Linked DNA regions of Homo sapiens: region 2 is linked to region 1. The links are chromatin loops, found by intact Hi-C in ENCODE. Cell type or tissue: B cell. All regions are shown on one strand. Links, peaks and the distances in the headings refer to the core of each region. The heading gives the core; the rest is flanking DNA. Region 1 has its middle 4.6 kb from the start of SPRYD4. Region 2 has its middle 14 kb from the start of APOF.

The links. A loop is a pair of places that touch in the nucleus more often than their neighbours do. Peaks named below come from ENCODE experiments on the same cell type or tissue, not always from the same donor. Only the 100,000 strongest peaks of a DNase experiment are listed, where the experiment ranks them.
Region 2: it touches region 1 in a loop (4-fold over the local background); 52 of 110 quality-filtered maps call a loop at or near these places.

Annotation. Positions count from the first base shown.
Region 1 is chr12:56,461,287-56,466,663 of GRCh38, reverse strand. No RefSeq gene overlaps it. Among named protein-coding and RNA genes, the nearest start is that of SPRYD4, 4.6 kb to the left of the region's middle. In B cell, for the core only: a CTCF peak has its summit at 2,170 (motif pointing right); a DNase peak (open chromatin) is centred at 2,173.
Region 2 is chr12:56,373,899-56,379,275 of GRCh38, reverse strand. It overlaps the pseudogene APONP and the pseudogene LOC100128676. Among named protein-coding and RNA genes, the nearest start is that of APOF, 14 kb to the right of the region's middle. In B cell, for the core only: no CTCF peak of the experiment used is centred there; DNase peaks (open chromatin) are centred at 541, 2,150, 3,355 and 4,025; H3K4me3 peaks cover 1,841 bases; H3K27ac peaks cover 4,710 bases.

The DNA.
Region 1 (5,377 bases), core at 213-5,212:
TACAGGTGTGAGCCACCACACCTGGCTTCTGGCCTAGATATTTAAAAGCCTAAATAACTAACCAAAAATTCTTCCTCCTCTCCCAGAGTGGTAACTGCCTTGAATGATGCACATGGCCCTAGTTCAGGCCACTGTCATCCTTGGCCTTAAGGCTTTCTCATTTCTTTTATTTATTTATTTTATTTTATTATTTTTTTTATTGAGACTGAGTCTCACTCTGTCACCCAGGCTGGAGTGCAGTGGCAGAATCTCGGCTCACTGCAACCTCCACTGCCCAGGTTCAAGCAATTCTCCTGCCTCAGCCTCCTAAGTAGTTGGGACTACAGGCGCCCACCACCACGCCCTGCTAATTTTTGTATTTTTAGTAGAGACAGGGTTTTGCCATGTTGGCCAGGCTTGTCTCAAACTCCTGACCTCAGGTGATCTGCCCGCCTCTGCCTCCCAAAGTTCTGGGATTACAGGCATGAGCCACCGCGCCTGGACAAGGCTTTCTCATTTCAATGTAGAAATGTGAGTAGCTTCTAAGCTGATCTGCCAGCTTCTATCTGTCTGCTTCTAATTCAATGTCGGCATTACAGTCAGACATGCAACCTCCCTGCTTAAATCTGTTAATGTGCCTGCCTCAAATTCCCTTACATGGTCACAAGGCTTTACATGATATGACTACTGCCTACCTTCTTTGTTCGTTTTCACAAAACATGATTTCTTCAAGAGTTCACAGGGCCATTGCAGTATAATTCACTAGGTGCCATGATTGAAGTCATACAGGATGCTCAGGAAACAAAGGAGAAACCTCTGATTTAGTATATTTGAGAGTGGTGGGAAGAGACTTCCCAAAAGCCATACCTATGGCTTGAAAAGCAGAAATGGTTAAGCAAGTGAGGGAATCTCATGAATTGCAACCCATATTCAGCCAGTTGCCCAGAAACCATGGAGTCCTTGGCTTGTCTGTCTCCTCTCACATATCTGATTGTCACTGAATCCCTATCACATTCCCCCTACTCCTACCAGCCCCCACTGTCAACTGCATCAGCCGTCTAACTTGTCTCCATTCTCCCCAGTGCTGCTGAGTGAAACCTATATCACCCATTAGGTTGTGAATCCTTTTTTTTTTTTTCTGAGACAGAGTCTCACTGTGTTGCCCAGGCTCAAGTGCCGTGGTGTGATCTTGGCTCACTGCAACCTCCGCCTCCCAGGTTCAAGCGATTCTCTTGCCTCAGCCTCCTGAATAGCTGGGATTACGTGCACCTGCCACCACACCTGGCTAATTTTTTTGTATTTTTAGTAGAGATGGGGGTTTCACCATCTTGGTCAGGCTGTTCTTGAACTCCCGACCTTGTGATCCACCTGCCTCAGTCTCCCAAAGTGCTGGGATTATAGGCATGAGCCACCACTCCCGGCTTAGGTCATGAATTCTTAAGAAAGGTGATTAAATACTGTGTTCTCTTTGCCCCAGGGCCTTAGTGTTCCCTTTACCACAGAATATGTGCTCATTAAAACGAATGAGTATAAAAGGAGAGGGTGGTTGGGCATGGTAGCTCATGCCTGTAATCCCAGCACTTTGGGAGGCTGAGGTGAGAGGATCACTTGAGCCCAGGAGTTCGAGACCAGCCTGGGCAACATAGGGAGACCGTATCTCTACAAAATAAATTTTAGAATTAGCCAGGTGTGGTGGTGCACGGCTGTAGTCCCAGCTAATTGGGAAGCTGAGGCACGAGGATTGCTTGAGCCCAGGAGGTCGAGGCTACAGTGAGCCTGGGCAACGAAGTGAGACCCTGTCTTAAAAAAAAAAAAAACAAAACAAAAAAAAAGTTTTGTTCCCATATTTTTTGGACTGCAGTGGCTCATTCTCTCCACCAGTTTTTTTTTTTTTCTTTTGAGACAGAGTCTGGCTCTGTCACCCAGGCTGGAGTTCAGTGGCGTGATCTCAACTCACTGCAACCTCCGCCTCCCAGGTTCAAGTGATTCTCCTGCCTCAGCCTCCCGAGTAGCTGGGACTACAGGCATGCACCACCATGCCTGGCTAATTTTTTGTATTTTTAATAGAGACGGGGTTTCACCGTGTTGGCCAGGCTGATCTTGAACCCCTTTCCTCAAGCGATCTACCCGTCTTGGCCTCCCGCCCGGCCTCGCCACCAGTTTGGAGTGCAGTGGCCCATTGTCTCCACCAGGGGTCAGCATGGCCCAGACTTTTCAGTCAGCTAAATAACGTGAGAAGAGAGCTTAGAGATTTCCTTCAGCAAAGTCCTGCTCTGTCAATACTTTGCATTTTGGTAGTAATGGGAAGGTTCCAGGATTGTGTTTCTGTAGGATTTCCCCTTTGGTTCCTGTGAGAGCTGAAGCAATCACTACACATCCCTCACACCGTCACTTAAGACACATCCATTACTTTATTCCTTATTCAGGGAATAGCCTTGCTTGTCATCTCTTGTATTATTTACCTTTTACAGGCTGACCATTCATTTGATAAATTCACCTTCCTCATTCAGATGATTTAGCTGCCTCGTTGCTCATTGTAATTATAATTCTTTTTTTTTTTTAAACAGATTCTCGCTCTGTCACCCAGGCTGCAGTGCAGTTCAGCTCACTGCAAACGCCGCCTCCTGGGTTCAAGCAGTTCTCCTACCTCAGCCACCCAAGTAGTTGGGATCACAGATGCGCACCACCATGCCTGGCTGTATTTTTAGTAGAGACGGGGTTTCACCATGTTGCCCAGGCTGGTCTCGAACTCCTGGCATCCAGTGATCCGCCCACCTCAGCCTCCCAAAGTGCTGACCACACCCAGCCTATAATTCTTAACTTAAATGCAAAATAATTAGAATATGATAGAATTTTACTTAACAGACAAAACGGGAAAGACATTGAGGCAACAGGAACAGCTTAGACTAACGCACTGGGTTATGAAATTTAGAACAGAGTATTGGAAGGAACCACAAGGAACACAATATTGCCAGAGTCTCATGTTGGGGAGACAAGGAAAGCAGTTGGAAAACTTGAGGCTGGATGATGAAGTGGCTTACATGCCGTGAGAAGGAGTTTAGACTGTCTTTCAGGCATTCAGGAACTGTTGAAGGGAACACAGAGAAGTTACAAATTATGGGTACCATATAAAGATAAAGCTGGCAGCAATATGGAGAATGAATTGGAAGGGACGAGACTAGAAACAGGGACAAACAGGGTCTGAGACCACTAAAGTTCTCAGGTGAAATGTGGTGCAGACTCAGTTAACTGAGAGGTAGAATTCTTGGAGCTTTGGTGACATTAGATGGAAGTGAGAGGATGAGGGAAGGTGTCAAAGCTGATTCATAAGTTTCTGACTTTCTGACTTAATAAGGGAATGCAGAAGGAGAAGCATGTTTGGATGAGAAGATAATCAGTTCAGTTTTGGACGGGCTAAATGAAATGTTCTATAGATATATGGATATGCATCTCAAGGATGAAGTGGATGTAGATGTAGATGAGGTCATCCAAAGAGAGGGTATAGGGTAAGTAGGGAATAAACGGAAGGTACAACCCTAAAAAATACCAATACATGAGATAAATATAAAATGCTTAGAACAGAACCTGACCATAGTGAGCACCGGTCTGCTTGGCTTGAAGTTGTATCTGACTCCCTAGGAAAAGAAAGGAGGAGGCAAGGTGGGCTAATCTCTTTATTACTTGATTTCTTGGATTACCCCATTTCTAATTTGTGGGAATCCTGGCCTGATCCAAGTGCTAATTGGATCCCTTAACTATGGATGGGAGAAAGATGATGCACTCAGTGCTTGGTGATTGTTCTGGACTTTGCCAGTAGTCAGCAGTCAGCAAAGCATAACCAGAGAAAGAGGGAGAAGGGCAGGGGGTGGGGAGGGCCTCAGGAGCTAGCCAAAGGGGCTGCTGGGCTGGCTTGTGCTATGCTGGGGCCTTTGTCCTGCTGAAACTGTCCACACAATGGAGCTGGGTTACATGCTGACCTGGCATTCTGAGTAGGGGGCTGGGATAGAGATTCTGTATGGTGGAAGCAGAGATGGATAGTCACCTAGTTCCTGAGGACTGCATCTCCATTCATCCACAATGAAATCACTAGAGAGGATGTTCAATATATGATAATAATAACTTATGTTTATATGTGATTCACACGTCAATTCATTTATACTTTGATTTTTTTGTTTTTTAAGAGACAGGTCTGCCTACATTGTCCAGGCTGGATTTAAATTCCTGGGCTCAAGCAATCCTTAACCTCAGGCTCCCAAATAGCAGGGACTACAGGCATGTGCTACTGCACCCAGCTCATTTATTTGTATTTATTTTATTTTGTTTTTATTATTTTTATTTTATCTATTTATTTATTTTTTTTATTTTTATTTTTTTGTGAGACGTAGTCTCATTCTGTCACCCAGGCTGGAGTGCAATGGCATGATCTCAGCTCACTGCAGCCTCCACCTCCCGGGTTCAAGCCATTCTCCTGCCTCAGCCTCCCAAGTAGCTGGGACTACAGGCATACACCACCATGCCCAGCTAATTTTTATATTTTTAGTAGAGACGGGTTTCACCATGTTGGCCAGACTGGTCATGAACTCCTGGCCTCAAGTAATCCGCCTGCCTCGGCCTCCAGAGTGCTAGGATTACAGGTGTGAACCCCTGCGCCTGGCCTTTATTTATTGTTTTGAACAGAGTCTCCCTCTGTTGCCAAGGCTAAAGTGCAGTGGTGCCATAAGCTTACTGCAGCCTTGAACTCCTGGCCTCTGGTGATCCTCCTGCCTTGGCCTCCCAAAGTGCTGGGATTACAGGCATGAGTCACCATGACTGGCTATTTTTCCTTTTACATTTTATTTATTTATTTTATATATAATTTATATATATAATTTATTTATATATATTTACATTTATTTATATTTTTACAATCTGGCCGGATAGGCAGTAAAATACTATTTTGTTTTCTTTTAAAGAGACACAGTCTCGCTCCGTCACCCAGGCTGGAATGCAGTGACATAATCATAGCTCACTGTAGCCTTGAATTCCTGGACTCAAGTGAACCTTCCACCTCAGCCTCCTGAGTAGCTAAGACTATAGGCACGTGCCACCACACCCTCTAATTTTTAAAAATTTCTTATAGAGACAGGGTCTTGTTATGTTGCCCAAGCTGGACTTGAACTCCTGACAAGGTAGTCCTCCTGCCTTGGCCTCCCAAAGTGTTGAGGTTACAGGCACGAGCCACCACACCTGTCCAGCGTAGATCGTTTATGGAACTCAAACCTGATATATTCTTCAGGTCCTGATAATATGAGCTGGCTAGGGAGTAGCTGCAGTAAGATGGTGAGTCAGTCCTGGACATCCTTAGAGGTGACTATGGTAATCACATGGGACCCACTGTGGAGGAACACAGCAAGAAAAA
Region 2 (5,377 bases), core at 272-5,271, 87 kb after region 1:
TATGATTTGTTGGTATATAGATATAGCAGAAATAGTTTTTATTATATTTTAGTCCTTAAAGTATGGAACTTAATGAAACTGTGTAAAAACTTTTTTTTTTTTTTTTAAGAGGGAGTCTCGCTTTGTTACCCAGGCTGGAGTGCAGTGGCATGATCTCAGCTCACTGCAACCTCTGGCTTCCAGGTTCAAGCAATTCTCCTGCCTCAGCCTCCCAAGTAGCTAGGATTACAGGCACCCGCCACCATGCCCAGCTAATTTTTGTATTTTTAGTAGAGATGGGGTTTCACCATGTTGCCAGGCTGGTCTCAAACTCCTGACCTCAGGTGATCTGCCTGCCTTGGCCTCCCAAAGTGCTGGGATTACAGGCGTGAGCCACCATGCCCGGCCTAAAAATATTTATTTTTCATTTTCTGCTTCAAATTTTCAATAAACAAACTCTAAAGAATAAAAAAAAAAAAAGAACTTTGCAATGCCTATATATAGAAGATCAGATGTACTTTTTCTTTCTTTTTTTTTTTTTTTTGAGACGGAGTCTCGCTCTGTCGCCCAGGCTGGAGTGCAGTGGCACAATCTCCGTTCACTGCAAGCCCCGCCTCCCAGGTGCACGCCATTCTCCTGCCTCAGCCTCCTGAGTAGCTGGGACTACAGGCGCCCGCCACCACGCCCGGCTAATTTTTTGTATTTTTAGTAGAGACAGGGTTTCACCGTGTTAGCCAGGATGGTCTCGATCTCCTGACCTCATGATCCACCCGCCTCGGCCTCCCAAAGTGCTGGGATTACAGGCGTGAGCCACTGCGCCCGGCCCAGATGTACTTTTTCATTCGTGCCACGAAAATTCTGAAACTCATTTTACTGGACTTGATAAAGAAATATTTTCAGGCTTATTTAGAAATATGTTCAGGCTGATTTAGCCTACCACTACATTTACTTTCTCAAATGTCTCTGATAGACCTGTGTACAGAGACTCAGCATAGCATAGCAGGTAGTTAGAAATGTTGAACAGAGGAGGAGAAAGAAGAGGAAAAAAGAATGATGGGAACAGCTTAGGACAGATGTATGTTCACTTGATTCCAGAGCTAAAAGACATGTGACTAGAATCAGTTTTGCCCCTCTCTTAGTAGTTCCTAGCTCCTATTTCTTCTCCCCAATTTATCTTTCTTTCAGTTGTCAAATACTGTGGATTTATTATGTACTAGATATGAAGGGTATTATCTTTCCCCATTCATCTTCTTTGTACTTTCTAACTCCCCACCCGAATGCTGTAGCTTGCTTATGTTAATTTGCAAACTGAAAAGAGAAATAAAAAGCTGCTTTTATATCAGAATCACAGTTTTCTTATTTCTCTTGACTCTGGGTCTCTGTGGCCTCTTTTGTGAACTGGAGGTGAAATGTGACAGGGACACGGAAATGCCAATGTCTTTTGAGGCTGAAGATTTTAACAAAAGGACAAATATTTGTAGAGATTATGTCCCTTAACTGAGTATCGGGGAAAACAATCACCTCCCCTCCTCATGGGACAGGGAACTGGGCAGAGTGTCTACACCTATCAGAGCAGTCCCACTTCTCACTGACGGGATTGTGTAGTAATTTGGGCCTCATAATTAGGAAGTGAAGCAGAGGAAGTCTGGTGATCTGGAATGGGGAGACCAAGAAGAATAATTGAGTCCCATTCTCTTTTCTTGGGGCCAACTTAAAAGGAACAGAAGCTGAAGGTTATTGCATGAGATGTCTTCTGAGCCCTGGGCTCCTTTCAGACCAGGAGAAACAGTTTGAGTATTGTCATTCATTCCAGCATAGTCTGACTCAGCAAGGCATCACCTAAGACCCAGGATGACTGCTCCTTTACTGCCTCCTGCTGCATCCTGTGAAACCTAGATAAACACCCTTGGTGCCATTTTTCTAATCTCTAGGGATTCAGATGCGCTCTGTAGGGTCTTAACTATGCCAGACCCTGCTCCCAAAGACCTTTCCTGGCCTCACCCACTTGGTCCTTCTACCAAGGATCCAGATAGACCTTGCACTGAGGATTGCCCTGGAGCACGCTGACCACCAGGCTAACTCCCAGACCCCAGAGCTTCATCTCTAGGCTGGAGGATGTGAAAACATGCGGTGTTTATTCAACCAGATACAAGGTGCCATAAGGACAGCAGCCCAGGTAGATGCTTCCCAGGGGATATCTTGATGTCTGTTCTGTAGCTGCTAGGCAGGGTTCAGCCTAATTCAGAGCAAGTGTACCTTTTCTACTGTAGACTGTGGGCATGAGCAGAAGCAGCATGTCTGTAATGCAGTCTAGCTGTCACCAGGAGTGGGAATCTGCTACAAACTCAGGCACAGCTTTGTACTCTGCTGCTCAGAACTACTCTGTCAAACCCAAGGAATGAGGCAGATATGGAGCCATAGATCTTGGCTGTGACCTCCTGATGATCATACTGAGGCTGTCAGGGGGATCCACAGGCTCTCTGTGTTAAACCTGCAGTGAAGGCTGGGATTCACAGCTAATCTAGTATCCCTATCAAAAAGAAGCAAACAGGCCGGGCGTGGTGGCTCACACCTGTAATCCCAGCACTTTGGGAGGCTGATGCGGGCAGATCATGAGGTCAGAAGTACGAGACCAGCCTGACCAACATGGTGAAACCCCGTCTATACCAAAAATACAAAAATTAGCTGGGCATGGTGGTGCGCACCAGTAGTCCCAGCTACAGGGGAGGCTGAGGTGGGAGAATGGCTTGAGCCTGGGAGGTGGAGGTTGCAGTGAGCCTGTAGTCCCAGCTACTCAGGACGCTGAGGCAGAAGAATTGCTTGAACCCGGGAGGCGGAGGTTGCAGTGAGCCAGAAGGAGCCACTGCACTCCAGCCTGGCGACAGAGCAAGACTCCAGCCTGAGCAACAGAATCAGACCTTGTCTCACAAAAAAAAAAAAAAAAAGGAAAAAGGAAGAGACACCCAGAGTGTATGGGGATAGAGGAATGGCCATGTGCCATGTGAGGACACAGTGAGAAAATGGCAATCTGCAAGCCGATTAGAGAGGCCTCAGGAGCAACTGAAACTGCTGACACCTTAATCCTGTACTTCCAGACTTCAGAACTGTCAGAAGTAAATTTATATTCCATAAGACATCCAGGCTGTAGTTTTGCGTTATGGCAGCCCTAGCCGACTAAGACACTAAGCATGGGTCTTTATTCATCTATTTTCTGTTACCCTGTGAGTTCACTCAACTGGAAAACTTATTTTCTTCATCTTAAAAAATCTCCTAGAAAAAAATCATTTTCTCACTTCCTTTTTTTTTTTTTTTAGTTTAGTTTTTGTACGGTAAAAAACACATAGCAAGCCAAGCACGGTGGCTCACGTCTGTAATACCCCAGCACCTTGGGAGGCCAAGACGGGCAGATTGCTTGAGCAACCTAGGCAACATGGCAAAAACCCGTCTCTACAGAAAATACAAAAAATTAGCAGGTGGTGATGCATGCCTGTAGTCCCAGCTATTCGGGAGGCTAGGGTGGGAGGATCACCTGAGTCTAGGATGTCGAGACTGCAGTGAACCATGATCACCCCACTGCACTCCAGCCTGGGTGACAAAGACCCTGTCTCAAAAGAAAAGAAAAAAAAAACACATAACAAAATTTATCATCATAACCATTTCTTTTTTTCTTTCTTTCTTTTTTTTTTTTTTTGACAGAGTCTTGCTGTCACCCAGGCTGGAGTGCAGTGGTACAATCTCAGCTCACTGCAACCTCCACCTCTCGGGCTCAAGCAATTCTCCCTGCCTCAGCCTCCGCAGTAGCTGAGATTACAGGTGCCTGCCATCACACCTGGCTAACTTTTGTATTTTTAGTAGAGGCGGGGTTTCACCATGTTGGCCAAGCTGGTCTCAAACTCATGATCTCAGGTGATCTGCCCACCTCGACCTCCCACAGTGCTGGGATTACAGGCATGAGCCACTGTGCCCAGCCCACAACCATTTCTAAGTGTACAGTTCAGTAGTGGTAAGTATATTTACATTGTTGTACAACCCACATTCAGAACTTTTTCTCTTGCAAAATGGAAACTGCATATTGGTTAAACAACAGCTGCCTATCTTCCCCTCCCTGAAGCCTGTGGCAACCACCCTTCCACTTTGTTTCTATGAATTTGAGTACTGTAAATACCTCACATAAGTGGAATTATACAGGATTTGTCTTTTTGTAATTGGCTGATTTCACTTATCATAATAGCCTCAAAGTTCATCCATGTTGTAGCTTGTGTCAGAATTTCCTTCCTTCCTTTTTTTTTTTTTAAGAGATGGGGCCTCACTCTGACACCCAGGATGGACATCGACCTCTGGGCCTCAAGCAATTCTCCCACTTCAGCCTCCTGAGTAGCTAGGACCACAGGCATGAATCTCCACACCCCATTAATTTTGTTTATTTATTTTTTTTAGAGACCGGACCTGACTAAGTTGCCCATCCTGTTCCTTCCTTTTTAAAGCTGAATAATTCTCCATTGCATGTATGCACTTTTTTTTTTTTTTTTTTTTTTTTTTTGAAACAGAGTCTCACTCTGTCGCCCAGGCTGGAGTGCAGAGGTGCAATCTCGGCTCACTGCAACTTCTGCCTCCTGGGTTCAAGTGATTCTCCTGCTTCAGCCTCCCTAGTAGCTGGGATTACAGGCACTTGCCACCATGCCTGGCTAATTTTTATATTATTTTTGTATAGACGGGTTTCACCATGTTGGCCAGGCTGGACTTGAACTCCCGACCTCAAGTGATCCACCTGCCTCAACCTACCAAAATGCTGGGATTACAGGCATGAACCGCTGTGGCCATCCACCACCAAGTGGATTTTTAAAATCCATTCGTTCATTGAGAGACATTTGGGTTGCTTCCATTTCTTGACTATTGGGAATAGTACTGCTATGAACACAGATGTGAAAATATCTTTTTGAAATCCTGCTTTCAATTCTCTGGGATATATATCCAGAAGTGGAATTGCTAGATTGTATGGCAATTCTATTTAAAAATTTTTAAGGGCCGGGCACGCTGGCTTTTGCCTGTAATCCCAGCACATTGGGAGGCTGAGGTGGCGGGCAGATCACTTGAGGCCAGGAGTTCGAGACCAGGCTAACCCACATGGTGAAACCCCATCTCTACTAAAAATACAAAAAATTAGCCAGGCATGGTGGTGCATGCTTGTAATCCCAGCTACTTGGGAGGCTGAGGCAGGAGAATCCTTGTACCCAGGAGGCAGAGGTTGCAGTGAGCCAAGATCACGACATTGCACTCCAGCCTGGGTGACAAAAGTGAAACTCTGTCTCAAAAAAAAAAACAAAACAAATTTAAGGACCTGCCATACTGTTTTCCACAGGGCCTGTACCATTTTGCATTCCCAACAACAAAGCACAAG